Regions from separate parts of the Mus musculus genome. Here regions 1, 2, 4 and 5 are each linked to region 3. Evidence: chromatin loops called from intact Hi-C (ENCODE). Cell type or tissue: heart. All regions are shown on one strand. Each heading gives the region's core, and the rest is flanking DNA. Links, peaks and the distances in the headings are about the cores only. Region 1 has its middle 4.4 kb from the start of Gm25429. Region 2 holds the start of Prdx4 (peroxiredoxin 4). Region 3 holds the start of Sat1 (spermidine/spermine N1-acetyl transferase 1). Region 4 overlaps Prdx4 (peroxiredoxin 4). Region 5 has its middle 20 kb from the start of Prdx4.

Evidence for each region. Hi-C counts contacts between places; a loop is a spot of excess contacts. Peaks named below come from ENCODE experiments on the same cell type or tissue, not always from the same donor. Only the 100,000 strongest peaks of a DNase experiment are listed, where the experiment ranks them.
Region 1: a loop joins it to region 3, with 14 times the contacts of the local background. A loop is called at or near these places in 16 of 42 quality-filtered maps.
Region 2: a loop joins it to region 3, with 2.7 times the contacts of the local background. A loop is called at or near these places in 4 of 42 quality-filtered maps.
Region 4: it touches region 3 in a loop (2.6-fold over the local background); 7 of 42 quality-filtered maps call a loop at or near these places.
Region 5: a loop joins it to region 3, with 2.3 times the contacts of the local background. A loop is called at or near these places in 5 of 42 quality-filtered maps.

What each region holds. Positions count from the first base shown.
Region 1 is chrX:155,141,006-155,147,539 of GRCm38, reverse strand. It overlaps a transcript of Cldn34b2 not described here. Among named protein-coding and RNA genes, the nearest start is that of Gm25429, 4.4 kb to the right of the region's middle. In heart, for the core only: a CTCF peak has its summit at 2,635 (motif pointing left); a DNase peak (open chromatin) is centred at 2,639.
Region 2 is chrX:155,335,998-155,342,531 of GRCm38, reverse strand. It overlaps Prdx4 (peroxiredoxin 4), which reads left to right and starts at 4,072. Exons shown (of 7, transcript NM_016764.5): 1 at 4,072-4,419. The coding sequence starts at 4,170. In heart, for the core only: no CTCF peak of the experiment used is centred there; a DNase peak (open chromatin) is centred at 4,051; H3K4me3 peaks cover 1,867 bases; H3K27ac peaks cover 1,323 bases.
Region 3 is chrX:155,213,722-155,220,255 of GRCm38, reverse strand. It overlaps Sat1 (spermidine/spermine N1-acetyl transferase 1), which reads left to right and starts at 3,807. Exons shown (of 6, transcript NM_009121.4): 1 at 3,807-4,153; 2 at 4,420-4,471; 3 at 4,572-4,655; 4 at 6,122-6,223; 5 at 6,319-6,359. The coding sequence starts at 4,088. In heart, for the core only: a CTCF peak has its summit at 3,693; a DNase peak (open chromatin) is centred at 3,795; H3K4me3 peaks cover 1,342 bases; H3K27ac peaks cover 1,104 bases.
Region 4 is chrX:155,323,730-155,330,263 of GRCm38, reverse strand. Prdx4 (peroxiredoxin 4) reads left to right here. Exons shown (of 7, transcript NM_016764.5): 5 at 1,688-1,818; 6 at 3,635-3,669; 7 at 6,236-6,346. The coding sequence ends at 6,286. Among named protein-coding and RNA genes, the nearest start is that of Prdx4, 11 kb to the left of the region's middle. In heart, for the core only: no CTCF peak of the experiment used is centred there; no DNase peak of the experiment used is centred there.
Region 5 is chrX:155,315,054-155,321,587 of GRCm38, reverse strand. No RefSeq gene overlaps it. Among named protein-coding and RNA genes, the nearest start is that of Prdx4, 20 kb to the left of the region's middle. In heart, for the core only: a CTCF peak has its summit at 3,379 (motif pointing right); no DNase peak of the experiment used is centred there.

The sequences.
Region 1 (6,534 bases), core at 521-5,520, 72 kb after region 3:
CTGTAGCAATGGTAACTATGAAAGTATGATAGCTGCAGTAATCATTCCAATGAACCTTTTTATGCATATGTGTTTCAGAGTACAATTGCGTTGATCTGTAGCAGATTCCAAATGCCATGGACTAGACTGATTAACAGAGGTCCTGGCTTGGACTTGTCTAAGAATTAAAAGGAGGAGATAAAAATCACAGTGCAATGAGAAGTTTGATAAATGAGTAAGAATTGGAAGTGACATATAGTTTATACATGGTTGAAATTCAGGAACATGTTCTTTTATTACCAGCTCGCAGTCTGGTCTTCTGTTGCCAGTTCATGTCCTACCAATCCTGGTGGAATCCAGAGAAAGCTTGCAGTAGAAGAGTGTACAAATGAGTAGCCTAGGTTCCAAGTTATAAATGGAAAATGACTCAGACCTTGTTTTTTTTTTTTCCCTTGAGGAAGTATTTCTAAAATCATGAGCTTGGACAAAATTTTTGGGTTCTTTGTGTGTTTTTTTTTTTCCTGAAGATAAAAGACTGAGAGAAATGACTTCTAGAATTTTAAATATAAGTTGCTTTGTTAAGTTAGTCCTGAGAAATTAAGCCCTTATTCACCCCCTTTTGTTTTAAGTATTTGATTTTTTTCAGTAATAAGTGAGTTTGTTCAATTATGACTTGTCTTGGGTTATAGGGAATATCTCGAGAGAAGTGAATTTCCTAGTTGACAAAAAGAAATAAAAGGTTTAAATATATACAAAGAACTATCATCTGTGTTGATCTGTTTTAGGACTCCCACTACAGAGAAAGCAGTCAGTAAATATCTGCAAGCCACTCAAATGGGCTCACATGTTTGACCAGTAGCATAAATAATCCCTGGAAAGTTATCAACACAAACACAGTTGTATTTAGAATGTACAAAGAAATTCACATGAGTAACATCAGGTTGCCAAAGATCATTTGGATGAAGACCACAGGCCTTGACACTTCTTGAAATGGTGGAAAGCATCTCAAGGTAGAGGATAAAGTAATTCTCTGAGCTCGTACCTGTGGTAGCTGGACTTGATTTTGTAAAGCTTTAGCACATTCATGAAAGAAGGAATGGGAAGCAGCAGCCTTTCATTAAAAAAAAAAAGGACATGTTTAAGTGGTCAGAATGATGATTTCTTTCTGTGAGAGGGCAGGCAATTCTGTGAGATCTACAAAGGAAGCTTTGAATGGAGGTAAATGCTGATAACACAATGAGTCTGAGGTGTGAGCCAAGACGACTTGAAACACATCCTATTATATCTCAAAATATTTTCAATTTTCTTTTATAAACTTTGGAGAGATGGCAGACAGTTTTTGCTCATTTTGGGAGACAAATCTCCTTTCACCACCCTCTTACACTTTGTGTGAGATTCCATTACTTCCCACTCAAGCCTTTTCTCTCATAAGTCCACATGCAAGCTCTAATGCACTGTATGTATATATCAGGATGCCTTGAGCCACATAATAAGAGTCAATGAACTGGAAGGACTGATCTGGAAATGTTTTGAAGGCAAATGGGACAGCCAGAAGTTTCTTCTACTTTGTAGTGTTTGCTCCAGGAATAATAAGAGAACAGCACATTCCAGCCTCAACATGTCATGTTAATGACTCCTTGTTTGATCTATTGGCCTCATCTGAAAAATCCTCCATGTACTAGGAATTTTTGGAATATAAAAAAGATAGGTGAATTTCAGGTGCTGATGGTCTCTCTGAAGTTCTTGCATTACCTGATGTACATGTTTAAGTTTGGCCAGCTTAATCAGTGACTGATTTACCCCAAGAAGTTTGAAGACATGTATTTCAGTGGGCCTTAGGACAAAGGATATTCAGGTATAGAGATATCACAACCCCATTGAGACTGCTGCTCTCTACCCCAAGTGGAGAAAGACAAGGGTCTAATATGGTGTTGAAAAATAGCAGTCTTGTTTTGGAACACATGTTTCTGAACTTTGTAAGGGACTATTTTTGCCACTATCCCCTAGAATGTCTAAAACTGGAGTCTTGAGTGTGCCAGTTAGAAGGCTGGGATTGGTTAGCTGCAATTGACACACCAGATCTTATATCTATAATGCCTTCTATGGGGAGCCAGATTATGAAAACTATAATATAAGGTTTATATTATATGCTACACTGAGTCAAGTATGAGTTTGAGAAACCAAGTTCTTGATCTTGGTAACTTTAATCAAGGATTTATATGATCAGATAAGGAATAATAAGCAATTGTACAAATTAAATTAGAACTGGAATTTCTTGGAGTAGCTGGGAAAATCATAATATAAATTTGATCAGTATAATCTGAATCAAATATATCTGGGCAAACAAAATTTCTTTTATAATCCAATTTGATATGCCTAATACCAAGCCCAGGGCAGTCTGTTGGAAGGGGTCCACATAGAATTGTGGGGATTCTCTTTACCCCTCTTATTAAATCTAATTTTATGTCTTTGGTTATAGGTAAGTCTAATCTCGAATTAATTTTAGTGGTAGTAATCAAATCTCTCATTGTCTTTGGTTTAGGAGCACTGCTGTGGATTTGGCAGCTTGGTTGAGTCTATTATAGCTGTTATTGGGCCTGAGCATTGGAAGTCTAAGCTGACAGTGTGAGAGGACCTGTTTGTGTCATCTTGCTGCCCCCTGGCGTTAACTTTCCCATGCCCCCAAATTGGATTGCCTTTGTCATCAGTTCTAGATCACAATGATTGGCCCTTTTTACATTTTGACCTATTTTTTGGAGGCGGGGAGGGGGAGGGGGAGGGGGAGAGGAAGTCCTATTATACTGAGGTTTATTAGCAAGTTTTTGTTTCCATTATTTTTGGTAGTGTCCTCTTTTTACACATTTGAAGCACTTAGATTCTGCGCTTTATGATCCTCTGTGCCAACATTCTGGCATGCTTTTGTTCTGTCAACAGTAGTGTGAAAAGAGTAGCTACTACAGAATGAAGGGGTTTTTGCAATTAGAATGTGCATTTTCATAGGTTAACGAAAGAGATGAAGTGGCCTCCACATCATTATTATCTATTTGTCTTTATATAGCTTGTACAACACTGTACATAAAGAGCTCTGTAGAATTTTGTCTGACAGTGGAAAACTGCCTTAAGTATTAAGATCAGGGACTTTATTACATACACTTACATACCTTGGTCGATTTGGCTATTAACCTGTAGAGCACTAACAAGCTGTTGGACCACTGTTTTAATATTTTCTTGTCCAATCAATTGATTATATGTTACATTTATGAGGGGTTTTGCTTTTGATTATAAAGCATAGACAATATTGAGCAGTGGTAAGAATTGTTTTCATAAGGCATTGCTAATCTAAAGGTCACATTTCACACACATTTTGTAATAGTATTTTTTGTTTTGTTTTGTTTTGTCTTTTTTATTAGATATTTTTTTATATACAATTCAAATGCTATCCTGAAAGTTCCCTATATCCTCCCTCCGCCCTGCTCCCCTACCCACCCATTGGCCCTGGTATTCCCCTGTACTGGGGCATATAAAGATTGCAATACCAAGGGGCCTCTCTTCCCAGTAGTGGCTGACTACGCCATCTTCTGCTACATATGCAGGTAGAGACATGAGCTCTGGGGGTACTGGTTAGTTCCACCTATAGGGTTGCAGACCCCTTCAGATTCTTGGGTGCTTTCTCTAGTTTGTCCATTGGGGGCCCTGTTTACCATCTTTTTTTGTGTGTGTAAAGTGCAGTGCTTTATTTTTTTTATTCTTCATATGATTTTTTTAATTAGGTATTTTCCTCATTTACATTTCCAATGCTATCCCAAAAGTCCCCCATACCCCACCCCTGTTTTCCATCTTATAGATAACTGTGAGCATCCACTTCTGTATTTGCCAGGCACTGGCATAGCCTCATACAAGACAGCTTTACCAGGGTCCCTTCAGCAAAATCTTGCTGGCATATGCAATAGTGTCTGGGTTTGGTGGCTGATTATGGGATGGATCCCCGGGATCCATTTACTGGAAGATCCAGCAATACCTCTCCTGGGCATGTACCCAGAAGATGTTCCAAGTGGTAATAAGAACACATGCTCCACTATATTCAAAGCAGCCTTATTTATAATAGCCAGAAGCTGGAAAGAACCCAGATGTCCCTCAACAGAGGAATGGATACAGAAAATGTGGTACAATTACACAATGGAGTACTACTCAGCTATTAAAAACAATGGATTTATGAAATTCTTGGACAAATGGATGTATCTGGAGGATATCATCCTTAGTGAGGTAACCCAATCACAAAAGAAGTCATTAGATATGCACTCACTGATAAGTGGATATTAGCCCAGAAACATAGAACACCCAAGATACAATTTGCAAAACACAAGAAAATCAAGAAGAAGGAAGACCAATGGGTGGATATTTCATTCCTCCTTAGAATAGGGAGCAAAATACTCATGAAAGGAGTTACAGAGTCAAAGTTTAGAGCTTAGACAAAAGGATAGTATTTTTTAAATGGCTCTGAACCCCATTCTCTGTAATATTTTTGTTTTTATATCTCTATATATGTTATATTGGGACCCTTCATGGGCGTGGATCATCTATTGCATTGCCACTTAGCAGAGAATTAAGCAGAGGAGGTGTACTGGACTTAGGAGAGAGTTTTCTGGACCTTCCTTTTACTTTTGGTAAGGCTGTATGACTAGCTTCATCTGGTTCCAAAGGATTAAATATTTAGTAAAACTGGTCCTTATAGAACATTCTGAATCAGATATTCCATGGATGGTCAGGACACCAGGGACAACAGTTTCTAATTTTAAGATTATATTTTCATTACATTTCTTCATACCTTTTCATCCTTTCAAACTCTCCCATATACCCCTTACATACACACACACACACACACACACACACACACACACACACACAAGCATATTCCTAGATACAATCCTTTCAGTTCATATAATGCTACCTATATATATTTTTACATGTATATATTGTGTGCTCTTCCCTGAGAAAGGCTGCTTCTTAAATTTCTGGCTGTCTTCACTTGTCTATACTTCTTTGTGTGGGGTTCAGGCCTTTTGGACTTCTTTCCATTCAGTTTGAGATGCTCATTGTTGTCATCTTTGTTCAACTCTGACCGGGTCTCTCTCTCTCTCTCTCTCTCTCTCTCTCTCTCTCTCTCTCTCTCTCTCTCTCTCTGTCTGTGCCAGCTTTCCTGCATGTTGTAGGTGGGCAGGGGCAAGAGGAGGCTGGCATTCTCCCTTGAACATGTAACCACATGGCAGAAAAACCGTAGGGCCAGGTCTCCCATACTCACATGTGAGAGATTCGGTTTCTTTAAAAAAATCCAGTTATGTTATGTAAACATGTTTTTTATTTAATCCCAGGTATGGGATAAAGGGCTGCTTTAGATTATCCACAGCAGCAGACTTGTTCATGGTCTGGCAGGCATATGATTCTGTCAGCTGCAGGTAGTTTAATTCCAAGACTCTGGATACCAAATAAAATGGACAAAAAAAAATGCTATCAAGTAGTGCCTAGACACAGGGCAAAGCAAAATGAGAAACATAGTATCTAGTGCTGTAGGGGAGATGGTAGGATATGAAGGAATGAATATACTGCTTCAGGACATCCACAGAAAGTTTATTGCAGATACTGCCACTGGGTTCTTTCCCACTTTGCTTCCAGAGGGAATTTTCTATATTTTCTTCTTCCTCTTCCTCCTCCTGTACTCTGTCTCACTAAATGTTGGGAGAATATATGAGCAATTGGAAAACTTTAAATGGATATGGGAAAGGGAGAATGCAAGGGTTCACCTTAGAACCAGGCTCAACAGCAAGTTTTAGACAAGAGCACCTGAGAGTTATCAAGTTATAGGAGAAACTACTGATCTAAAAAGTGTTTGGTTCATTGACAATCTCGTTTTAAGAAAACAAAAAGTCTCATTAATGTTAGAGAAAAAGGTTTTGTTTTTTTGTGTATTTTTGTTGTTTTTTGTTTGTTTTTGTTTTTTGTTTTGTTTGTTTGTTTGTTTGTTTTTAGATTAGAAGGGGAGAAATGTAGTGAGAGTTTTGGCATTCTCCCTTTGCTTGTGCTATTTGCTTCCCAAATCTCTACCTGCATTTTTTTCCAGTTGCCTCTCATATCCCTCCATATCCCAAACCCAGCTATGTTACATAAACGTGGTTTTTTTTTTTTTTGTAATCTTAGGTGTGGGCTATGGGGCTGCTTCAGATTATCCATGGCAGCAGACTATTCACCTTGTGAATGCTCTGCTCTGGCAGGAGCATAATTTTGCTAGCTGTGAATGGTTTAATTTTGAGGACTCTGGTGAGTATATAAATGCTAGAGTGGGTGGAGGGACTCTGAAGAAGAAGAAGGAAGCTGCTGCTTCCCCGTTGATGCTCCTGGTTGCTGTTGTTGCAGTTTGATTAAAAGACATTGGAGATAACCTGACAATAAAGATTGGACTTGCCCCAAAGAAACTGTGTCTCTATTTAGCAGGAAGTAGCATGTAGAAGTCTACACCCCCTTCCCCCTTTAACATTCTTTCTCTCCTACCTAGTTTTAGGC
Region 2 (6,534 bases), core at 946-5,945, 120 kb before region 3:
GTACTTCCTTGAGTCCCTACTTTCTTTTTATGGTGGACTATTATCAGAAAGTATAGGACAAACAAACCGTTTTTCTCCAGATTGCTTCTATTCATGGTGTTTAAACACAGAAATAGAAAGCAAACTGTGATACAGGATATTGGGTTTGCACTCTTACCCATGGAGACAACCCCATGGCCCTTAAATGTTTAAGCTGACTCTGACATTGTCTAACATGAATAAGAAGAATAGCAATGCAGGAACTATATTGAGGCTTTGCACTTTTCGTCTAAAACAGTAATAAATATTCATTACACTCACAGTTTATATGGGTCATAAATTCAGAAACAAGTAAACTGCAGAGATTCTTGCCTGAAGTGTTTCATGTAGCTGCCGTGAAGATGTTAAACAAGGCTGCAGTCACCAGAATGAAACATAACTGTATCTGCTTCACAAGGTGATAGTGGTCCTTCAGGAGAGACCTCAGCTCCTTCCTAAATGGTCCGTTCAGGTCCATGGATCTTTTAACAAACTGTTTCAACATCCTCACAACTTGGTAAATGCCTACTAGAGAGAGCAACAAAGTCCGGATGAGGTGCCTTTTAACATATCAAAGCAGACGCTTGCCACCAGGCTCTTTCAGTACCAGTTACAAAGACCTGGCCCCCTCAGCACTTCTCACCTGCTCCCTATCCTAATTGTCTCCAGACTTGAAGCTTTGCTTCCCCGCCCCCAGTTCTTGATTTCTATCTAACCCAGCCATTTGGCCATGTGCTTTCTTGGCCTCCTGGTTCTTCTCTTGGGTCTCAGTTCTCTCCTGGTTGCTTCTCTTACCTGTCTCTTGCCCTTTCCCCATCTCTCTCATCTTATGGCCTGGTTCATACTGGACTCCTCCAGATGCTTCTGGCTGTTCTCTTCTCATATCTACAATAAAAATCTTAACCTCAGCTAAGCCTTGGAGTCATCATGTCCTAATTTTTATTCACACATCACCTCTACAAAATGACAAAAAGAGTCAGAAAGCTTGGTCTCTGTCTTCTTTAAGCTAAAGATTACAAGAACTTGTATCAGACTAGTAAAATCTAGAGGCTGAGGATGGGGCTCCTAACAATAAGGAACAATAGAACAAACAATAAAATGGCAGCTTCAGATACAGCCTGAACCATCAGCAAACAACAATTATAGCAACAAAACCAGATCAGTGTTTTTCAGGCACAAACATTGAACATTTGGAGAAGTAGTAATATAGGTCACCCAGAGAATTGAAAGGAGTCCAACACAGGTGTAGACCACGTAAACAGCCTGGTGTAGTGACTGAGGGCTTATTTAAGTTACCAGTCAGAGGGAAGAAAGTGAATAGGATTGGGGCTTTCACTGTGAGATCCATAGTGGACCCTGCTAGTAGATACCCATGGCAATATCAGATAGGGAGTCCACAAGGATATATTGAAACTTTGGCAATCATACAAAGGTATGCACTTTCCCCACAACGTCTGGACTATGTAGGGCCCCCATTAGAAGTCAAAAAACAATATTTGAACAATATCTAGACACTTAGGTGACCAGTGATTAATATTTGTGATATTGTAGATTTCAGAACACTCCCTCTGTGTCTGATAGCATTGCATTTTTAATATTGGTAACCAACTCTAACTGTAAGGTGGGTGCCTTGAGGGTCAGGCCCCTACTTCAATATTTCTGGTGGATACTACTATGACAGCATAATGACTGCTCAAATGTCATTGGCTGAAGGCCTCAGGGCAGGCAGCACTCAAAATGCCAGTCACCAAGAGATTTCAGATCACCTGAAGGACAGAGAGAGAGTAGGTGCCAGGGAGGTGACCAACCTGGTCACTCTCCCCAGTGGGCTGGTGAGTGGTCCCTGGTACCAACTGGGACATCTCAACTTAGCCTAAGATAAAAGAGGTGTAGGGATATATATATATATATATCACTCTTTCCCAGCTTTTTAAACTAATTTCAAACTTAGAGCCACAGCTCAGGGCCTCCAATTTACTAGGGTTAGTGGCTATTTTACAGCCTCCATGGATCACCGTTGCCGTTCACGTGGCATGAGCCACAGTCGAGTCTCTGGATCTCATATCCGAACTCCCAGGGTCCCACTTCCGTTCCATGTTGAGCAGGAGGCTAGGGAAGGAGAAGAATGGGAACGAGAGCTACCTCGTCAGAGGCCTATCATCTACGGACCTCCAGAAAGCGAAGAGTTACAGGAAACTGTAATGAGTAAGCATATTCTCCGAGGGGCGGGGGGAGGGGGCTTCTGGGAACTGAAATATCCTGGACATATGCTTTAAGACTGAGTGAGCTCTGCTGCATCCTGACCTGTGGCACCGCATTTGGTTTTAAAACATACATACCTGGGACACACTTAAGTCACCAAACCGCCCGCTTACCCTATAATTCCTACTGGAAGAGAAAGGCTAGCCAGGAGATACCACTTTTCAGATTAGACCCTTTTATCTCTTGAGTTTTCACCAAACTGAAAAAGACTATGTCTAGAGAGAGAAGTCACGGAGTTTAGTAATAGATCGCTGTAAGGAAAAGAATATTGTTCTAATAGTCATAAAGTATATGTCAATTAAGCTTTGGGAAAGTATGGTTTGAAGGGATTAACGGATCGAACGTGTAGAGGAAGGGAGAGCAGACATAATAACGGTCCATAGTCAGAGGTTTTATATTCAAGATGGGATTAGGGAGCTCGAAAGATGACTCAGAAGTTAAGAGCACTGGACGCTCTTCCAGAGGACAAAGGTTTGATTTCCAGCACCCTCGTGGCAGCTCTCAATTGTCTGTAACTTCTGTTCCAGGGGATCTTTCAATGTCCTCCCCTGGCTTTTATGAATAGCAGGCACACAAGCAGTGAACAGACATATAGACAAAAAAAATTTAAATAGTAATTTTTCAAAACAGGATGAACAGGGTGTAAATCAGTTATGGTTTGGAGTTCATGAAGGCAGCACTAGGGCTGAGGGAGCAGACAGGTGACGTCACAATTCAGTCTGACAAGCTAAAGTGGGACTGAGCCCCTAGGCGCTGGGGCAATAACTCAAGGGCGGCTGGGCATGCCCTAGTGTATCATAGGTAGGAGAGGCAAGGCAGCAGAGGAAGAGGGCTCGATGGGTAATGGGTAGTTATGCTGTGCTATGAGGGGTGACTACGAACTTTACAGCTCTTGACTGGAAAAGCAAATCTTTGAAGCAAAATTAATTCCCCCAAACTTCTTTTTGCCTGTTGGAGGAAAATAAATGGTTAGCTATTTGCTCTCAAGTTTTTCTGGGACTGAAAAGAGCTGAAAAGATGAGTCCTGGCACTGTACAGGCAAATCACTCCGGAGGTTCAGGGGACACATACATGTCTGTTAAGTTCAGCAATTTTGTAGTGTCCATGGCCTAACCCACCCACCCCCTGCCCCCAGCCTCCTAAACCTAGAGTAATCAACAGGCCAAATATAGTCAACCAGTATATTTCAAAATAACTGTTTTGGGTGTTTCCCCATAAAAAGGTAAATGAGTTGGTGACTACATTCCATGTTATATTCATTCAGATGGTGCCCTGTAAGTGCATACAAGTATGATCTGTCAAAAACAAAAACAAAATGAGATGCATGAAAGTGACCTTAATTAGAAGTATAAATTGTGGTGGCACACGCCTTTAATCCCCAGCACTCAGGGAGGCAGGGATAAGTAGATCTCTGCTTGGTCTACAGAGCAAGTTCCAGGGCAGCCAGGGCTACACAGAGAAACCCTGTCTCAAAATAACCACGAAAAGTCTACATTTTAAGTCCTTCACAGGCACATAGGTTAGTGTGAACTTGTGAGGGGATGATGTGAGGGGTAGGGAAGCTCTGTTACAGAGATGGACTTGGAAGTACACCTTCAAGGACAGGGACAGTCAGTGCTCTGGAGATCAGTCACTAGGCACCCGTGCAAACTTCTTTTGTTAAATTGGGAAAACACTTCAGCTTGGCTCTCCTTTTGACGCAGGCGCAGAAGCCCACTGGGGGGGGCGGAGCTTGCGCCCACGTGGCGGAGGGGCGGAGTGGGGCGGAGCAAGTCTCGCGAGGCCGCGCCCTTGGTCGCGCGGTCTCCAGCGCGCCGTTTTAGCTGGCTGCCTGGCGGCAGGGGACTCTGTGCTTTAGCAGAGGGACGTGTTTTCGCGCTTGCTTGGTCATGGAGGCGCGGTCCAAGCTGCTGGACGGGACCACGGCGTCCCGTCGCTGGACCCGAAAGCTGGTGTTGCTCCTGCCGCCGCTGCTGCTGTTCCTGTTGCGGACCGAATCTCTGCAAGGCTTGGAGAGTGATGAACGGTTCCGGACCCGCGAAAATGAGTGCCACTTCTACGCTGGTGGACAAGTGTACCCCGGGGAGGCGTCCCGGGTTTCAGTCGCGGATCACTCCCTGCATCTAAGCAAAGCCAAGAGTAGGTGGTGCCTTGCGAGTTTGGGTGGAGGAGGTAGAACTCGAGGAATCTTAGACCCTAATTGTGGATGCTACAAAAGGGTGGGGCTGGAGTTGGGCCGCACCCCCCCCCCAAGGCTGCCTGGGAGTTCTCGGTCCACCCCATGCCTTTGTGGGTGTGAGGTTGGAGGTGGGTTCCTGGTGTGAAGAAAGAAATGGGTTTCTCTGAACAGATTTCGGGAGAGGTAGCGGTTACCCCCAAAGCCGCAGATGGGGGTGTTTCTAGACCCGGGCTTACAGTCGTGGAGGATGTTGTGCAAACTAAAATACTTCCTTACATATTCGAAAGTGCCTGCAGCCGTCCTATCTCTTTTTTCCAGGGAAGAAAGTACATTGATAAGTTGAATAATGATTCACAGAAAGTTTGGTTAAACAGAAAAGTGGTTAAACAAAATGGTCAGGAGGTCAAACTTTTTTTCTCTTAGCTTATAAAGATTGTTATTGAGAGTCATCTCCCCAAACTTTGTAGAGTTAATAGATGTTTATTTAAAAAAAAAAAAACAAGTCTTATGGAGTATTTTGGAGGGAAACTGGGGAAGAGGCGGAAGAGGCACAGTTGGGTTGGTGGTAAATCTTGTGTACTGCCAATTGGGCTTTTCATTATTTGTCTTTCTGTCTAGTGTTTGAAGCTAGTGGCCACTCTCAGAAAAAGACACGTCAGACTAAGAAGATAGTGAGAAAATTGAGGCCTGCTGCATCTGGATATTAAGATTGCCAAAAAAGTGATCAGGGGACACAGACACAGACCATATATTATTTGCTTTTCCCTAACCCACTTTTCCTAGGGATTATTTGGCATTCTGTGAGTGTGTGTTTGAGTTTTGGTGGTTGTGGCACATTCTGTGCTAGTATTCAGTGAAACAATAGTTATACTTAACATTTTGGGGTCAATTTTTTGGACATGGGGACTGGACAGATCTGACAAAATGGCTTCAAATTCTGTAGTCCTCCTCCTTCAGCTTGCAGAGTGCTGGATTCCAATTGTGCTCTACCACATCTGGCTACTTCACAGTTATGAACCTCTAAAGATAATGGGATGTTGCTACCACAAGCCATAAATGAAAAAGCCAAGCCGATTTGCCTCCGTAAACATTTGTAGTTTCATAGTACAAGTTAACTACTTTGGAATTGGAAGATAGATTTGCTTTAAAAATATTTCTAAGTTTCATTGACTACACTTGCATGAGGAAGATATTCTGAAATGTGCTTACTCAAATACACTTCCTGTTAGAAACAAAAACATTCCAAAGGAGATTTTTGTATTCATAAAAGGGGATATTGTAGAACAATTAAGGCTATTTTTGAATCATTCTAATAAAATGAAAAATATTATAATACATTTTTCTCAATGCAATGAGTGTTAAAAATGAGAATGCAACCTTATCCATATTTGTGTTTGGGAAAAAATGGTTGTAGTTTGAGAGACAGAACATGTAAATTGTCTTCCTTTACTTCTCTGTATTTACCAGAATTCTTATTATCAGGGTTGGGTTTGTTTGTTTGTTTTTTGTTTTTGTTTTTGTTTTTTGAGACAGGTTTTCTCTGTATAGCCCTGGCTGTCCTGGAACTCACTTTGTAGACCAGGCTGGCCTCGAACTCAGAAATCCACCTGCCTCTGCCTCCTGAGTGCTGGGATCAAAGGCGTGCGCCACCACGCCCGGCATAATCAGGGTTGTTAAGGATGTGCTAAGCGTGTTAGGAAGTGTTGCTTGCTCTGTTGAGACAGGGTTTCACTACCAGGTAGCCCTGGCTGTCCTGGAACTCTCTATGTAGACCAATCTGGCCTCGAACTCATAGAGACACACCTGCCACCTCTTTAATTCCTCCTGAATGATGGAATTAAAGGCATGCATCACCACATTTTAAAAAGTAGATGCAAAGGGCTGCTTTGAGAATTGTGTTTAAAGATCTTAGCAAAGTAACTACAATTTTTCAATCAAAAATAAAAATTTGCAATAATCAATTTTCAGGATAAGATTTTTCCTGACATGGTTTTCAGTATATGTAAAATCTTTAAGTAGTGTCATAACAAGTCATTACAGTTATTATAACCTCCTATTTAAGCATTTGAAGTATT
Region 3 (6,534 bases), core at 1,046-6,045:
AACCACCTGTAACTCTTAACTCTGGGGCAATGGATCCCACACTTCCTAATGCTTTTACCCTTTAATAAGTTCCTAATGTTGTGGTGACCCCCGAAACCATAAAATTATTTCAATGCTACTTCATAACTGTGACTATCAGATATGGTCCTCCAAGGGGGTCACGACCCACAGCTTGAGAAACACTGCTCTAGGTTATCTGATGACCTCATCTCAATTTCTTTGGCACCTGCACTTACATTCACACATACATTCACATAGACACACAGACACACACACACACACATGTATGCGCACATATGCATATACATACATACAGGCATACATCTAATTAGAAAATAAATCTGTTTAACACAGAGATGATGCAGGGCAGTGGTGGTGCATGCCTTTAATCAGAGCATTTGCAAGGCAAAGGCAGAGGAAGAGGCAGAGACAGAGGCAGGAGGATCTGTGTGTGTGTGTGTGTGTGTGTGTGTAAGAGAGAGAGAGAGAGAGAGAGAGAGAGAGAGAGAGAGAGGTTAGTACTGTCAAGGTCAGTAATTTGAGTGAACTTGGAGTTGTTCTATGTAGGAATGCAGCCAACCTGACACAGTTAACAAAAGATGCAGTGAAGCCATGATGCCTGGACTCTTGACCCATATATTCTGCAATAATAAATAGGTGTTATTTTTAAACGATTGAGTGTGTGGTGACTTTCTATGTGGCAACCAATAAACAATAAAAAGGGATGACATAGGACAACCTATTTTCAAACAACTGACCTCTGGTGGCAAGGTCTACATGAAATATCATAAAAATCTTTGGGACACTGAAACCTTGAAACAAGGCAAAGAACAAAATCACTGCTTTGGCTATTTTTCTTCCTTTCACTCTCCTCATCTGTTCATCACAGTGATAGAAATTCCCTTTCTCATAAAGAGTCAAATCCGTTATAATAAAGTACAAACCCATCTCTAAAAGTAAACTGTACACCTTTAGGGTTGGTTGCAACACTTGGTGACCTTCTATAATCCCCAAGAACCTCAGATATGATTCAACAATTTGAAATGTTGACTCATTACCAAATAAAAGTTTGTCAAATGCTAAGCTAAATTCAAGCACGATTCTAAAACACTAAGCAACCTAAATAGAAAATGGCTTTAGTTTTTCTTCTTCAGGAAGTTATTCTTGGTGTTGAGACACAGAATTTGAATGTATTGCTATCAGTATATATGTGACAAACTCCTGAAAGTGCTCTAGCATTCTAAACAGAAGCAAAAGAGGCAAAGAGACTTTGCCAGTCAGTGCCTGGCAAATACAGAAGTGGATGCTCACAGTCATATATAGGATGGAACACAGGGCCCCCAATGGAGAAGCTAGAGAAAGTACCCAAGAGTTGAAGGGGTCTGCAAACCTATAGGTAGAACAACAATATGAACTAACCAGTACCCCCAGAGCTTGTGTCTCTAGCTGCATATGTAGCAGAAGATGGCCTAGTCGGCCATCACTGGGAAGAGAGGACCCTTGGTTTAGCAAACTTTATATGCCCCAGTACAGGGGAAAGTCAGGGCCAAGAAGTGGGAGTGAGTGGGTAGGGGAGCAGGGCAGGGGGGAGGGTATAGGGGACTTTTGTGATAGCATTTGAAATGTAAATGAAGAAAATATCCAATAAAAAAAGAGGCAAGGGCTTGGTCATCTATGTCAGGAAAGATACCACTGGCAGTAACTCAGGTAGAATGGGTGCTATTTTTAAATCTCTTTGCAAAAAAAACATTGCATAAGCTCTCATAGTGACTCACAAACGCATTGAGTCATGGGAGAGTGGGAGGGGTAACAGAAAATGCTGTTCTTCTTTCATTTCTTCATACAGGATATTACTCGTTAATAAAGGCAAAGTCACTTACTAAATATTAGGAGTGGCCATCTGGTACTAGTCTAACCCCTCACTGTACAGACCAGATGTTGAAGATCATCTGATGCTTTATCTCATTATTGAAAAAAAAAAAAAAAAACCTCTTCTGACTGATTATGGAATCCAGGCAAGGCAATGGTAGCAGGGTACTCAACAGATCTGTCCAGGAAAGCCCATAGTAAAAGAAAGGTCACTCCCCAGAGACATGAATACTTACTTGTTCCACTGGGTATGACCAGGAATAGGCAAACCCAACTGTTCCCAAACATGTTGGTCTCAAGTTTTCTTACCTTTAAAAATGATAGAAAACTCCGGGCGTGGTGGCACACGCCTTTAATCCCAGCACTCGGGAGGCACAGGCAGGCAGATTTCTGAGTTCAAGGCCAGCCTGGTCTACAGAGTGAGTTCCAGGACAGCCAAGGCTATACAGAGGAACCGTGTCTCAAAAACAACAACAACAAAAAATGATAGAAAACAACACAGAGCCAGACATCCCTGTAATCATTAGAGTAATGATATCGTGACATGTTCAGTAGGTTTAGAATTATTTCAAAATAAAAAGTTAAAGGAGCCAGGGCTACACAGAGAAACCCTGTCTCGAAAACAAACAAACAAAGTTAAAGGAAACAAAAGAAGTGCATGGACTGGAGCAAGTAAGGACAACAACAGCTTTCAATAGCAAAGAAAGCTGAGAGACGGTCAGATATAAGTGTGTAGAAAGAAAACTTCCAGACCTCAAAATCTATAAGCAGTGAAATCAACTCTTCAATAATGTAAGATGGCATACATCATTAAAGCGAATTATCAAGTGTTTCTCTCCTTCAGAAGGAAAGTCCACAAGGAAGAACAGATATTTAAGAAGGAAAGCGGGAGGAGTAAGAAAGAAAATGTTGCCAGGTGGTGGGGGGCAGAGGCAGGAGGATCTCTGAGTTCCAGGCCAGCCTGGTGTACAGAGTTCCAAGACAGACAAGGCTACTCAGAGAAATCTTGTCTCAAAAAATAAATACATAAATGGAAGGAAGGAAGGAAGGAAGGAAGGAAGGAAGGAAGGAAGGAAGGAAAGATAACATTTTAAATTTAGCCATTGCAACACTGGTTCTCAACCTTCGTTATAATGCAACCATTTAATACAGTTTCTCATGTTGTGGATTACTCTCAACCATAAAATTATTTTGTTTCTACTTTTTAACTGTAATTTTGCTGCTGTTATATTGTTATGAATTGTAATGTAAATGTCTGATATACAGGCTATGTGATATATGACCCCAAAGGGGTTGTGACCTACAGGTTGAGAACCACTAAGCTAGAAGGAAAGCAATCGAGGGATCCTAAGAACTGACCTTAGAACATACAAGAATAGCAGGCTGTGGTGAACATGTTTAATCCTAACACTGGGCAGACTGAGGCAGGCAGATCTATGTGATTTGTGAATTCTAGGACAGCCTGTTGTGACATAGTGAGTTCCAGGATAGTCAAGACTACATAGAGAGACCCTGTCTCAAAATTAAAACAAGATTCAAACCCACACCTTTCTTTAGTCATGAAAATGGTGACATCACCACATCTCAATGAACTGCCTGTGGAAAATTACTAGAGAGGAAAGGAAATTATGCCTCCAGACGACACTTTGAGAATGGCTGCTGCTCTCATCTTTCTGTCATACCCTAAAGCTGGGCTTCCTGAGTTTGCTTTTCTCGGCAATGTCGGGGTCACAGAGGCAATCCACATGTTCTATTTAGGAAGGTTACCAGGGGACAAGCTGGCATTCATATGCTTCCGGCAAGGATCCGCAAGGCGCCGCTAGAGGACATGAGGCTAGAAAGGCAGCAGCGCGCCTCGCCCTACCCCGCCCTCCGGGTTTGCGCCATGGGTGTCACGAGAGAGCCCGGAAGAGGGCAGTGTCTGGAACAGAGGGCGGTGCTTCGGCGGGCTTTCATCCTTACTGGTCGCGATCTCTCCGGCTCCCCGTCCAGGGAGGAGCTTCTGCGGACTTAAAAGGCACCGTCTTGCCACTTCTTAGCTGCGCAGTTTCCCCGAAGTAAGTTTGCCAGTTTTCTGTCTTATACTGAGGTTCGCCGGGTCATGGTGCCAGCCTGACTGAGAAGAGGACGCTCCCGGGAAACGAATGAGGAACCACCTCCTCCTGCTGTTCAAGTACAGGGGCCTGGTGCGCAAAGGGAAGAAAAGCAAAAGACGAAAATGGCTAAATTTAAGATCCGTCCAGCCACTGCCTCTGACTGCAGTGACATCCTGCGACTGATCAAGGTAGGTAAAAGTCCGGGCTCTCCCTAGGGCAGAGGGTAGGGGAGGCTCTGTTGACCGGGGAAATCCTCATCTGCAGTTCTGAGACGCAGCCAGGCCAGTAAATTCCGCCTTCTTGGCCTGCCAACCCCAGCCCGGGTCAGGCTCGGCTGTTCGGCGCCAGGCAGGACTCAGTCACCGCTCTACCCTGCCTGCCCCATTTCTCTTCCCGTGAGCTGGCTAGGCTGGCCAGGAGTTTCATTGTCCTTTTCTTTATATGTCGTCCCCAGGAACTGGCTAAATATGAATACATGGAAGATCAAGTCATTTTAACTGAGAAAGGTAACAAGGCGTGGCGGGGGAGGGGGAGGGGCGGGTAATATCTGTTTCCTGGCACCTCCAAAGGTCAACTCTCACTGTCTCTGCCTCCCCTGTCTTACAGATCTCCAAGAGGATGGCTTTGGAGAACACCCCTTCTACCACTGCCTGGTTGCAGAAGTGCCTAAAGAGCACTGGACCCCTGAAGGTAACCCCTGATCCCTGTCGAGAAGCCAGAGAGAACTAATGTTATATCAAACCCGTAGAGCCTACTGGGCAGAACCCGTGACTACGCGGGCAGAGGTTACTGAGGAGCTGGCTGGAAATAACAACCAGCCAGTGTGCAAATGACTGAGGAAAAAAAATATATGTGTAGTGTACTTTCTAATAGGGCGGGTTATGAGAGAGCTGTTTGAGCAAGTATCAAAGTTCTGTAGAAACCCGGAAAAGTTAGTTATAATGTCATTTGTTGTAATTCCGTTTCATAAAATGGTTTTTGTTTGACCCTAACCTAACTTTTTTTTTTTTTGTAATTGTGTTAAATCACATTTTTTTCTTTAATTTGTCCCAATCTTCAGGTTACAGTCTCTAGCTTCGCCATGTACATGGCCCTTCTGTGTACATGGATGGGCGGGGAGGTAACTAAAAGACCCTTTACACAATAAAGTAGATGATCATGATAAATGAGGTAAGGTCCTATTATCGCACACTTAAAACACAGTAGATCAGAAATTTATTTTCGCTTCCTGTCTGTCTGCAAAGAAATACAAAATGGCTAGAAAATTTAATTTGCAACCATTGCCTCTAATTTGCAACCTTTGCCTCCATTTGAAATTGAATTGACACTCCTTATGAGGTAGTCAGTTGTTAATTATTATTTTTAGTTATGTATTGACACCTTTTTTTTTTTTTTTTTTTTTTTTTTTTGCTGGCCCTTGTTGACTGGTCAGGAGACGGCTAAAAGGGGAAGTTGTTTGGGTGGGTGCTTTCTTGAGTTTTCTTCTGATGTTTGTTCCTTAGGCTCGAAGATAATCAGAACACGTAAGGGATGAACTAAGTTTTAGAAGTATGTGGGTGTTATGTAACACCTGTTTCTGGTTACTGCTATTTCTCCTGCCTTAAAGAGTGGGGGAAGTAAATTGAAAATTTATATGTGGGAGGGCAAGTTCTGAAAGTAAACATGGTTCTTTTGGTCTGGTCTTCTGACCTTAAGGAAGCAAGAGTTGGTAAACTGCAAGTATTTCCTCTTCTACACTGCTGTGTAAACCCAACTTTTGCCAAGCCAACATACCAGCATGTCATTAGGATGTGAATAATGTGTGTGTTTAGTTTAAGTCCCTGGCCCTTTTGTTCTGGCAAGTACTGAAAATGTTCTCATTTCCTAAGTGTGAGTCCTGCAGAGTACAGACTAGCCAGTCCACAAGTGTAGCCTAGCTTCAGCTATCTCTAATGTGTGCCTTTTGCAAGTACATGTCTGAGACCAGAGAGATCATTCATCATTGGTCTGGACTGTAGTAGCATAAACATAAGGAGGCAGTCCAGTTCCTGGCTACTTGTTTCAGTGGTGCACGCATATATATTTTCTTACAATCTACACTAGGCTTCTGATTCTACCAATACAGCTTGAATGGGTTGTTTTTCTTCTTTGCATCTCATGGGATACTCTGATTACAGGACATAGCATTGTTGGGTTCGCCATGTACTATTTTACCTATGACCCATGGATTGGCAAGTTGCTGTATCTTGAAGACTTCTTCGTGATGAGTGATTACAGAGGTACAGTTGACTTTGGGATTGGAGGTAGTTTAAGGAGAAATCAGAGCTCTTTGGCCTTAAAATGACTTAAGTAGAATTGTATTTCTTTCCTTTAGGCTTTGGTATAGGATCAGAAATTTTGAAGAATCTAAGCCAGGTATGTTCACTAGCATTTCACTGCATAGAGCCCAGGCTGGCCTGGTCCTCCTATGAGCCCTGGCTGGCCTCAAGCTCTTCTTCATCTGCCTAGTGCTGGGGATTAGAGCTGTGACCAGATGTCCTAGATTTGGGCTTCTGCATTTGTAAGAGTTACGGGGTTAGTGTAATGAGTG
Region 4 (6,534 bases), core at 762-5,761, 110 kb before region 3:
ATTTATAATTCTCCTAGAAATAGGTGTTGCTTAGGAGTTCAAAGATAGATATTTTGATATTTATATATATTATTTTGCTCTATTTGCAGGAATAGATTGCCTTTAAACTGTCGATGTCCTATTTAAACTAAACCAGAGTTGCACATTGTTAGAGCTGGAGGCCTTTCACAACCTCTCTATTTATAGATAAAAGAAACAGATGTGTGGGTTTCTATAAATTTAGTCACAGTTATAGAATAAGTTAATAGCAAAGAGCAGACTGTATCTTGGTCTCCTAACTACTTAGAGCACCGTTCCTTTTTTTCTGAACCGGCTCCAGTAATGTTTTTCTAATGCATAGTTAGGACTTCACAAACCCATATCTTTGGAGAGACTAAGGCACTATTTCACTCAGCACCCTTTTTAGCATTTTTGGTTTTTTTGAGACAGTGTATCTATCCCTGGCCCGCCTCAAACTCTCCCAACAGCTCCCAGCTTTACCAGTAGCTTTCAGTGGATTACATGAGCAAATGTGTACAAAAGAGAGTTCTTTGATCAAAAAGGACAGTTTTAACCTTTAAAAGTTGTTAAACACTGACCAATTAATAGTACCTAATAATGAATTGGCCATTTTATTTTTATTAATTTCTTTTTTTTTTTTGAGATAAGATCTCTTAGTCCAGGCTGGCCTTGAAGTTGAACTACATAGAGAAAGGATGACCTTGAATACTTAATTGTCCTCCCTTTGCTCCCCAAATATTGCTATTATTTAAACTCAGATGCAAGGATTTTTTCCCCTTCAGAGAGAAGGTCTGTTTGTTGCTTTCTAAGGCAGTCTACGTGTAGCCTTGGCTAGCCTGGAACTGGCTGACTTCTAACTCAAAAAGCTCTATTTGCCTTTGTTTCCCTGGAGCTGGGATTAAAGACATGGGTCACCAGATAGATTAAGAGGTTTTTGTTGTTGTTTTTGTTGTTTTCTAAACACACATTAATTATACGTAATACTGTGTTCCATTATAATATCTTCATACATGTATATAATGAATGCATCTTGATCATATTAAATTCCCCATTATATATTCTTGTCCCACTCCTGCTGACTCTCTCCTAATTAGTCCTACTTGTGTGTGTGTGTGTGTGTGTGTGTGTGTGTGTGTGTGTGTGTCCTAGTGAATTTAAGTAGGATTAATAGAAACATGGAATCCTTACCAGCGGTTCAAGAAAATGTATTCCATCCCCCCAAACAACCATTAACTGCCTGTAGATACACAAGGAGGGGTTAAGCACTTCCATTGCCCTCTTATAAATCTGAAGGATGGAAGGAACCCCTCCTCCCCAAACATTTTTTAAATTAGATGTATATAGGCATGTCTGTGTGTGGATAGATATGCACATTGAGTGGTGGTGCCTTCACAGAGAGCCATCAGATACTCAGAGGTAGAGTTACCGACAGTTGTGAGCTGTCTGAAGTGGGTGCTGGGAAGACTTGTGTCCTCCGGAAGAGCAGTGCATGCTCTTAACTACTGAGTAATCTCTCCAGTTCCCCAAAACAAACTTTTCAAACTTCCATTTAACACTGTGATAATTCAAAAGTATACAGTAGATGGAGAATTGGAGTGTATGAGGCAATAGAGTAGGTATGCTGCTGATAGCAGAATACTTAACTGAGAAGAAATGGGATGAACCTTACCACCCCTGTGCTTCACAGAGGCCTCTTTATTATCGATGACAAAGGAGTCCTGAGGCAGATTACTCTGAATGACCTTCCTGTCGGAAGATCAGTGGACGAGACACTGCGTTTGGTTCAAGCCTTCCAGTACACTGACAAGCATGGAGAAGGTACCTTTTTTTATTTAAAAATATTGTACATATTTATAATGAATTTTGCTCCTTTTAACCGCTTGTCACCCTCTCTTATCTGCTTCTACCAAAATTCTTTTCCTTCCTTCCTACCAAGCTCCCTTTTACTTTTGTGTTTTTATTGGTGACCCACTGAGCTTAATTAGGGTTGCTTGTATGAGGTGACTAGAAGTAGGGTTATTTACTAGGCCATGGATAGCCTATCAGTACCTGTACCACTGAAGAGTATGACACTTTCTCCCCCATTAAATGTTTCAGTGAGGGGTGGAGTCTATGCATCCCTCCCCTTATCCATGATAGGATGTTGATAGGCCCAGTCTTGTGCAGGTAACCATACCTGCTATGATCATGAGTACAACTCTTGCGTTGTGCCCAGAAGGTATCGTTTCCTAATATCCCTCCTCATTCTCTGGTTCTTAACACTGTTTCTGTCTGTCTTCCAAGGTGTTCTCTGAGCCTTGGAGGAGTGATAAAGATGTTGTCTTTAGGGCCAGGTACTTAGCAGTCACTTATTCTCATCATTTTGTCCAGTTATGAATCTGTTAATTAACTGCCACCTACTGCAAAGTAGCTTTTCAGGCTGAAAACAGCACTGTCTACGTGTATAAACATGAAACATTGTTAGAAGGCAGTTTGACATCATGTCCATGGAGCAAACCAACGGTAATAAGATCAATCCCTCATAAGGTCTGTGACCTGCCCATCTTTTTTGCTTTTTAATTTTTATTTCTGTGTGTGTCAGGCAGGGAATAATTTTTTCTTGATTTAACACAAAAATACCTTATTAAACCATAACCCATAACCTTTCCTTTATTCTCCCTCCCCTAAATCTCACATTAGCAACTTAATATCACACTGAGTTGCAGTCTTTAAAATTTCCATACTTTAACTAACAGTCCAGGTTATCTTTTCGATCTCAGGGTTTTTTTAAGTGAAATGAAAAATAGACTTGATTAATATTTATTGCAGATTCTACCTCTTGAATTCTCAGAGGAGAAATTTTTCGGAGCACTTTTTACTCCTTTAAGTAAGTCAGCCTGCTAAAAATACTCTTGGATTTTTTTTTAACACAACTAGAGCCTTGAGAACTAACACAAGGAAAATCTATCTCAGAAGAAAAATGTAAAATACATTCAACCCACCCAATACAAAAATCAGTGCTGTGTTTTTAAAAGTTCAGAAAAATAAGGAATCAAAATTAAACAGTAAGCAATCATGCTATCTTTGTAAATATATTTCTCATTTCTCTGCTTAATAATTTTGATCTAATAATCCCAAAATATTTTCATATATAAAACATTACTCTGTACCCCTGAAATGTATAATTTGGCTAAATTTGAGAGTATATAAAATATAACTCAGTCCCTGGCTCAGCACATTCTAAAAGTCTGTTGATAAACAGGATACCTTGGCAGTACCACAAAATATAGCAGGATATAAGCCAGATAATCTTACTGGCCATGTATATAAATTTAGAGGAAGTTTTCCATCACATAGGCTTTTTAGTTTACCAGATCCCCATATCTTCCAATTTCATTATAAATATCCATTTTATTTTTCATATTATAACTGTAAGTAAAGTATAATTGATAAAAATTAAAATAGATAAATGGCCTTCTAATAAACTCTATAAATAAAATTCTTTAGTGTTAGCAGACAAGCAAACAGAAGCCAAGTGCTTGATAGTCTGGACATGTTTAATGTGTTTTTTCTTTCTGTGGAAAAAAGTTGGGGAGTTACTAAAGAAAATTAAACTGTTTTTAAATTCCTTTTTTCTCCCTTTTCTTTCTTTTAGTCTGCCCTGCTGGCTGGAAACCTGGTAGTGAAACAGTAAGTCATATTAATATTGTTATTTGTTTTAAAGGCATGGCCAGAGCCAAAAATGTATGCCAACTTTAATGTAATCTTTCTTTATAATCTGACTGCCCTGTGTTCCAAAGTGAAGTAATTCTTGCTAAGCAGAAAGTATACTGCAGATATTTTCTGGACTACTGGAAAAGTCATTTAAATCGGGGAAGTCAGAATTTAGATAATATTATAAATTTTAAAGCTGATAATCCAGAGAAATATACTGTCAACAAAAAGGAGAGACCAAGAAGGCAAAGTAAAGCTATGGGAGACTAAACTTAGAGGATGTATATGGAGTTTCCTCCTATAGTTTGAGCCAAGAAATCAGCCCCAAGCAAAACCTCTCTGCGTAGTAAAAAGCTTCTGAGAAAATCTGGTTTTATTAAACCCTGAAGCTAAAGAAAAAGAGTCAAAGAGATGCATTTTCTTACTTAGGGATACTGTTACTGTTTATAAGCAATCCTCTGAGTAGCCTTTGGCCAGAATATAATTTTGGAAACTTGCTTGAAACTTTCTTAAACATCTAAAACTTCAGATATTTTATCTTCTGAAAATCAAACAGTAGTTGGAAAAAATATTGGATGGAAGGAAAAAATTATCTTAAAATAAAAATACCACTAGGCAAAGACAGGCAGGGGGGTTCACTCTGCTCCTTCAGATGCGTCCCCTTTTCTCTTTAGAACGTGGGTCCTGCCTTTGTATGTTTGTGTGACAGGAGGCTCTGCATGTCACCATGTGTGTTTGTGGAGTCTGCTCCCCTTTCACCTTTATGTGGGCCCACGGTTCGTCAGACTTGTATGGCAAGGGCATTTACTCACTGAGCCATCTTGCCATCCCCTTTGATGTTCTTTCTTTAGTGGTCTCTGTCCTTTCACTCATTTCACTTTAGATGTAATCTGAGAAGTCTTCCCACAGTGCTTTATACTGTCCCCATTCAGTATCCCATCAACCTGAGTTTGTTGGTTTGTTATTGGTTTGGGGGTTTTGTTTGTTTGTTTTTGGTTTTTATTCCTTTTGTTTTTTTGAGACAGGGTTTCTCTGTGTATCCATGGAGCTCACTCTGTAGACAAGTCTGATCTAGAACTCACCAAAGTCCACCTGACCCTGACTCCCAAATGCTAGAATTAAAGGCATGCAAAGCTGCCACCACCTGGCCGGCCCATCAACCTGTTATTAGAAGCATTTACCATAGTCAAAAAGTGACAGAATTTAAGTCTGAAGACATGGGGCATGCGTTATTTAGTTCATTAATGCATATTGTCTGGCTAATGTCATATAGCAATGTGTGTTGAAAGAAGGACCAAACCCCAAAACACATGGAATTATTTTTGTCAATTAAAAATTGAGTATATTATATGTTAATACGTGTACATATTTTTCTGAAAAATCCATGGTTTTCACCAGATTCTTAAAGTTTATGTCTCATAAATAGGTAGCATTTTCTGAATATAAATATATATATAATATATATACTATAAACTAATCTTATGTAAATTTATCATTTAAAATAGCTACTGCTCAAGATACCTTTAATGCAGTAACTTCATGTCCCCATGATCCTTGGAGTTTTTTTTCCTTTTGAGTATTCATCCACTAAATTTTTATTTACCTGTGTTGCCATTTGCACTTTTCAGCTGGAGATTATATAATATTGTGCTGTTAGCCAGTCTTAGTGATATAAACCCATAATCCCAGTTATTTGGGAGGCTAAGGAAGGAAGATCAAAAGTTCATGGCCTGCCTAAGCTATACATGAGTTCAAAACTAGGAGAGAAAATACAGCAAGGTCCCAATTCAAAAATGAAAACCCTCAAGCAGAGCTTTAGCTACAGCTCAGTGAGAATGCTCCTGTTTAACAACTGAAGGGCCTAGGGTTCGTTTCCCCCCCCCCCCAGTACTCCAAATACCTCTGAAAATCCCTTTGATAAATCCTTAGTGGACATACTGCCCTCTTCTCAGGTTATTATTATAGCATCATGGAATCAGCAAATAAATGTTAAAATTCGTCTGTGGTGGTGCTTTCAATGTGTTTACTTATATCAGGCTCAAATGTGCCATGAAAGCTTGGTGGTCAAGAGAAAGATTTTTTTTAAGGTTTGTTTGTTTGTTTGTTTATGTAATATATGTGAGTACATTGTTGCTGTCTACAGACACACCAGAAGAGGGCATCGATCCCATTACAGATGGTTGTGAGCCACCATGTGGTTGCTGGGAATTGAACTCAGGACCTTTGGAAGAGCAGACTCGGTGCTCTTAACCACTGAGCCATCTCTCCAGCCCAAGAGATATTTTATAAGTAAATTTTGTAGGTAAATGTTGTGTTGCTTGGGTACAGATGATGTTAATTCATTGAGAAATATATTTGCTTTTTGGAATAGCTGAGATTAGTAGATGGGCAAATGTAGCTTTTCCTAACCAGTATACAGTCTGATATGGTATACAACAATCAATGGTTACATCTTTAGTCAAGAAGGTGGCAATTAATGCCAAGCTATTCATAATGGGCCTTGTCTTTTTAAAAATGAATAATTTGCTTTTTGTTTTAACAGATAATCCCAGATCCAGCTGGAAAACTGAAGTATTTCGACAAGCTAAACTGAAAAGTACTTCAGTTATGATGTTTGGACCTTCTCAATAAAGGTCATTGTGTTATTACCATATTCGTTTGCCATTGTAATTTCTTGGATACTATCAAAATATATGTCACAGTCCAAAGATATTTACTGATCAAGGTAGATATTAAACATAGAAAAGCATTCTCGCCGGGCAGTGGTGGCACATGCCTTTAATCCCAGCACTCGGGAGGCAGGGGCAGGCAAATTTCTGAGTTCGAGGCCAGCCTAGTCTA
Region 5 (6,534 bases), core at 937-5,936, 100 kb before region 3:
GTGTGTGTGTGTGTACATGAGTACAGGTGACTCAGGCCAAATGCATTATATCCCCTGGAGCTGCAGTTATAGGTTGAGCTATTTGACATAGGTACTGGGACCTGAACTCTTGTTCTCTGGAAGAACAGAAAGTATTCTTAACTCCTGAACTATCTTCTCTCCAGCCCCCTCTATTAACTTATGAGGACACAATGGACAACTGTACCTGGAGATGGGTTCCATTCTTTCTCTAAAGCTCTTCCCTTCCATGTTGCTACTGGGCTACTATGTGGCAGGCATGGTTTTTTTTGTTTGGTTGGTTTTGTTTTGTTTTTTGCTATCTCCCTCCTTTGGACAGGTACTAAGATTTACAGCTTTTCTGCCCAGAGATTGTTCTTTTAAACAGGAAGGGAGAAACAGTTCCTCCAGGTGAGCATTCCTCTACTCCATGCCTGCTCCGAACAGCCCTGGGGAAGAGGAAATGTTTCCCTGGGCTAAGCCCAAGAAAAGAGAAAGTACCGCTCCTTTTTCGTTAATAATCTGTCTCCTTTTCAACAACAACAAAAAAATCTGTATAATTTGTCCTCGAATTTAAAAATATACGTGAAAAGCTGGAGGCGTAAGGCTCACGGATAGAGCATGTATTTAGAATGCTTGAAGCCCTGAGTCCATCCCCAGCACCCAGAAATAAGTGTTCTTACTATCAACTGGGTAGAAGCCAGGGATGCTGCTAAACATCTTGTCAACTATGTAACAATTCCACAAGAGAATTAAATGAACCACCCCTTTAAGAGGATTTATAAGCAGTTATCAGGTGCTTTGGAGGAGTAACTTATGAAGCCCTCTCCTATATAAATATCTATAGGTAGTTTGGGGAAACAAGAATTTTTGTCAGTGATACAGCCATTGTTAAGGTACATGTGGACTTAGGACAAGTCACCTGTGTTGCTGTAAACAATGATAATGACAGGTGGAAGAGGGCCAAAATGTGTCTGGGGGTGAATATGATTACACCGTAGTGTAGACATATATCAAAATGTCATGAGACATTATTGTGTACGATTAATATATCCTAAGAAAAAAGAATTAGGACCCAGGCTAGAGAAATGGCTCACTTGCCACTCTTTTGAAGGATGAGGCTTCAGTTTCCAGCATCCACATGGTGAGTCACACCCATAACTGCAGTTCCAGGTGATCTGACACTGTCTTCTGGCATCCAAGGGCACATGGTATACATAGATACATGCAGGCAAAACACTCAAGACACTTTGAAAGAATATTAGGACCCAAGATATCAATAGTGACAAGGTTGAGAATCCCTGTTGTAAAGATAGCTGCCAATGCATCAAGGAAACTAGGAAGCTATTGTTTAGTAGTTATCTGTGCAGTTGAAGGTCAAAACCATGCCACAGGAGGAGCTCATCCCGAATCATCACTCAAAAGGCAGCGTGACGCTTCTGTAGAATCTATTAAGCACGTCTTTTTAGTGTAGTATTCCATGTCACATTTATGTGACACATGTATTATTCAGTTAAGTATTGCCAGCATTCTGAGCTTATCTATTTGAACAAGAATTCCTGCGCGGGGGGGGGGGGGGGGGCGGGGAGATTTCTGCAAAGGGTGACTAATTACAACTTTAACAATGTGGAGAGGTTGGAATGTTATAGTTCCAGAACTTAACTAGTTTACCTTGGGCTACCTTTATTAAATAAATACTTCTTGCCACCCATCCACCAGAACCCCCACTCATGCTAATATCCTGTGACTAGTATTTTAAAGGCCTTTTGGGATGTATGAACAAAACCCTAGCTTCTCACCAATACAAGGGATAAGAATGCTGTCATAATATCTAAGTCAGTGGTTCTCAACCTTCCTTATGCTGTGACCCTTAGTACAGCTCCTCATGTTGTGGTGACCCCCCCGCCCAATCATAACATTATTTCACTGCTGCTTCATAACTCATTTTGCTACTGCTATGGTTCATAATGTAAATATGCAAGATATGCGACACAGAAGGATTCTGGACCTACAGGCTGAGAACCACTGATCTAAGTCCTCTAACCAAGTTCTCCTTGTCATATTATAACCCACCTAGATGATCTAACTAGCACTTGAAAAGTACCTTATTCTGTCACTTTTCTCTGTTTTGTTACTATAAAAAGTCCATGAAATTATTACCACACTAAAACACGCTATTTGCAGTAACAAAAATATGTGTTCTGAGGTCATAGTTACTTATGTTTTGCCCCAGAATACATTATTTTCCCCTTTGAGGTGAAAGCTGTGTTTTTGCAGCTACACCAATGATCCTGATGTACTGTTCTTTTAGGGATTTATTAGTTTTCAGAATCTCACACAAGGAATCACTTCCCACAATTCTACCCTTAGAGCCAGCATTTCCACCCAAGGGTACATCTAATGCTAAACCAAATTTCCTATCTACCAACAAGCTTCCAGTTTGTAATGGTTGGTTAAGCATTATTTTTTAATTTAATTATTTATTTACTTTACAACCTGATCACAGCCTCTCCGCCCACCTCTCCTCCCAGTCCCTCTCATGCCCTCTTCATGCATCCACCCCTCCTTCCATTCTCAAAAAAGGGGAGGTGTCACATGGATATCAACCAACCTTGGCGTATAGCTATTGTTATATTAATGATGGTTTTATATCTTAACCTTAACTCTAAAATAAGTAACGGCATCCTTACACTATTTTGTTAACCTATGAATGTTATGACAATATTATGTCTCTGAAATATCTTTTTTTAAAACCATACTAGTCAAACTCAGGACTTTACACAGGGTTGCCATGATTATTCTAACATTGAGCCTTACACTCAGCTCTCCAGGCCTATATAATGTTCATGCATACAGTGTTTTTTAACATGTAAAATATAGCAATATATTCTTCAGAAAAATGGATCCAAGAAAGCATCTTTGTGAAAGGACTTACACACACTCCTACACATGTATATATGCATATATGTACATATTTACATATTCATATATTTATATAGAGAAACATGTCTATATATTTATAACTTGTTTATATAGCTTTTTAGAAAGGAAAAATAGAAAAAAGAAAAGAAAAACCAGTAATTATTATACTTACTATGCCTGGGCATAGTAGTTCATGCCTGTAATCACAGCACTGGAGAGGCAGCAGCAGGAGGATCACAGAATGAGGCCTTGATGAATATAGCAAAACACTGTCCCCTAAAAAAATCAATGGCCAAGATAAGTAGCTCAATAGTACAGACTGTACCTGGCTGGCCCTGAGCTCCACCTCAAGCTCTAAGCAACAAAGGAAATGAAAGAGAAAAAAAAAAAGGAGAGAAGAAAGAGAGAATTTACAAGGTTTCAGTTAAAGGAAGTGCGCTGCATTGTAACTTAGTACCACTAGGTGGCAGCACAAGGAAACTGAACAGTGAGTGCTTTGGTGAGTCCTGGGCCTTTTCGGGCTGTTTGAAAGGCAAAGTATCAAACAAGTTTTTTCTTATGAAGACAGGGTCTCATGTAGCCCAAGCCAGCCTCAAACTCATGTAGGTGAAGCTAGCCTTGAACTCCCGACCTTTGTGTCTCTACCTCCCACGGTTTGTTGTTGTTGTTGTTTTTACAAATAGAAAACTTAAGCCGGGGCCTAGCAAACACAGAAGTGGATGATCACAGTCAGCTAGTGGATGGATCACAGGGCTCCCAATGGAGGAGCTAGAGAAAGTACCCAAGGAGCTAAAGGGATCTGCAACCCTATAGGTGGAACAACATTATGAACTAACCAGTACCCCGGAGCTCTTGACTCTAGCTGCATATGTATCAAAAGATGGCCTAGTCAGCCATCACTGGAAAGAGAGGCCCATTGGACATGCAAACTTTATATGCCCCAGTACAGGGGAACGCCAGGGCCAAAAAGGGGGAGTAGGTGGGTAGGGGAGTGGGGGTGGGCGGGTATGGGGGACTTTTGGTATAGCATTGGAAATGTAAATGAGGTAAATACCTAATAAAAAATGGAAAAAAAAGAAAACTTAAATGAGAACAAATCAAAACAAAGTACAACTCAATGAAGCATCTTAACTTGTACTGAACACATACTATTTATGGTACGTTAATTATTTTTATCATGACCCAGTTAGAGGTGCATTTTCTATCATCAGGTAGTTATTATATACATATATACTATATGTACTATTCATATATATATATATACCACATAACTATTATTATGTATGACACATTCTGATATTTTTAATATTCATAGATCATTCACTAAATTTTTACTTAGTAAATTTCAAATTTGGGATATCCCGGGTCTCTCAGAGACCAGTCCATGCAGGAGAGCACGTGGGCCGCAGAAGCAACAGAGCTTCTTGGACAGGGCACCTTCAGGCCTTCATCCTCAGCCAGGAGGCAGAGCTGAGACCCAGACCTCTGCGCACCTTCCCTGCCAGAGGAGAGTCAGCCTCCAGGGAGGGCTCTGACCCCAGGATCCAGGTGAGAGTTGGACTCCCAGGAGTGCTGACAGAGGCTAACAGAATCACAGGAGAACAAGCTCCAGCCAGAGACAGCTAGAACATCTAACACCAGAGATTACAGGATGGCAAAAGGCAAACGTAAGAATCTTATTAACAGAAACCAAGACCTCTCAGCATCATCAGAACCCAGTACTCCCACCACAGCAAGTCCTGGGTACCCCAACACACCTGAAAAGCAAGATTCGGATTTAAAATCATATCTCATGATGCTGGTAGAGGATTTTAAGAAGGGCATTAATAACTCACTTAAAGGAATACAGGAGAACACTGCTAAACAGGTAGAAGTCCTTAAAGATGAAACACAAAAAAATCCCTTAAAGAATTACAGGAAAACACAATCAAACAGGTGATGGAATTGAACAAAACCATCCAGGATCTAAAAATGGAAGTAGAAACAATAAAGAAAACCCAAAGGGAGACAACTCTGGAGATAGAAACCCTAGGAAAGAAATCAGGAACCATAGACGTGAGCATCAGCAACAGAATACAAGAGATGGAAGAGAATCTCAGGTGCAGAAGATTCCATAGAGAACATGGACACAACAATCAAAGAAAATGCAAAATGATCCTAACTCAAATTTTAAATTTGGTTTAAAAAGCATGTTTTACAAATATATAGATATACCAAAAGGAATAAAACCAGGATGTAGCAATGCCTAATATACCAGTACTTTGGCAACTATAAATTTTCATCTTATAACCATTATGACTTTGATTATTTGTCATATTTTAAAAGATTTGTTCATTGTCGTGTCTGTAGACAGTGAACAAGAAGCCCAAATCAGCCAGCAGGTGCCTCTTCTATTACCCTCTATCCACTCCTTTGAATCAGAGTCTCTCTCTCTCTCAACATGGAGCTCATATTTTCTCAGTTAGTTTGGAAGGCAGCAAGCCCCAGAGACCTTTCTGTCCCCTCCTAATGCAGAACTCTACATACTGGTATACAGAGGACATCCAGTTTGTTAAAAAGGCTCTAGGATTTGAAATTTGATCCTCATGGTTACACAGCAAGCGCCCTTACCACTGAGCCATATTTCTAGCATTTTTATTTGCTTTGGTCATACTATTCCTTCCATTAAAGGTTCACAATTTCCGTAACACACACACACACACACACACACACACACACACACACACACACACACACACACACACTATTCTTTTTAAAGCTACTATAATTCTTTACTTCTCGTATATTAAAGCCTTGAGCCTTTTTTCAGAAGAGCTGGTTTCTAACAGAAGAGGCAAAGGATGGAGGAATGTTATGAAATGTTATCTTCAGAACACGGCATGCTTGTTGCACCCAAGAACTCCCAGCAAAAACAGCCATCATGTATGGGGAGTGGCTCAAAAGGTTCCATTCTTTTTTTTTTTGGGGGGGGGGGTTCGAGACAGGGTTTCTCTGTATACCCCTGCATGTCCTGGAGCTCACTTTGTAGACAAGGCTGGCCTCGAACTCGGAAATCCATCTGCCTTTGCCTCCCAAGTGCTGGGATTAAAGGTATGTGCTACCACTGCCCAGCTAAAAGGTTCTATTCTTAACTGAGAAGCTAAAGGCACTTAATGCTTGCCCAGGGGTGGAGGGGGTCATAGGGTGTGTTATTCCTCAGTGATATGTAATGATTCAGTTCACTGTGGTCAGGGCCGCTTCTGGGCTGGAGGTCCTGGGTGCTCCAAGAATGTAGGCTGAAAAAGTCATAAGAAGCAAGCCAATAAGCCGCATTCCTCCATTGCCTCTGCCTTAAATTCCTTCCCTGACTTCTATAAATGATGGGACTACAAGCAATAAGATAAATTAAACCATTCCTCCTCAAAGTGCTTTTTTAGTCGTGGTGTTTTATCACAGCAATAGAAACCATAACTAAGACATACACACTGTAACAGGTCCCCAGACCTTAGTAGGACACAGATCTTAGCACAAGTGACGCTATGATAAAGGTAATATTCAGGACATAAAACTTCACATGTTCACAGAACCACCTGCCAAAATGAAAAAAGATGTAATCCATCAAGGTCCATAGTTTTG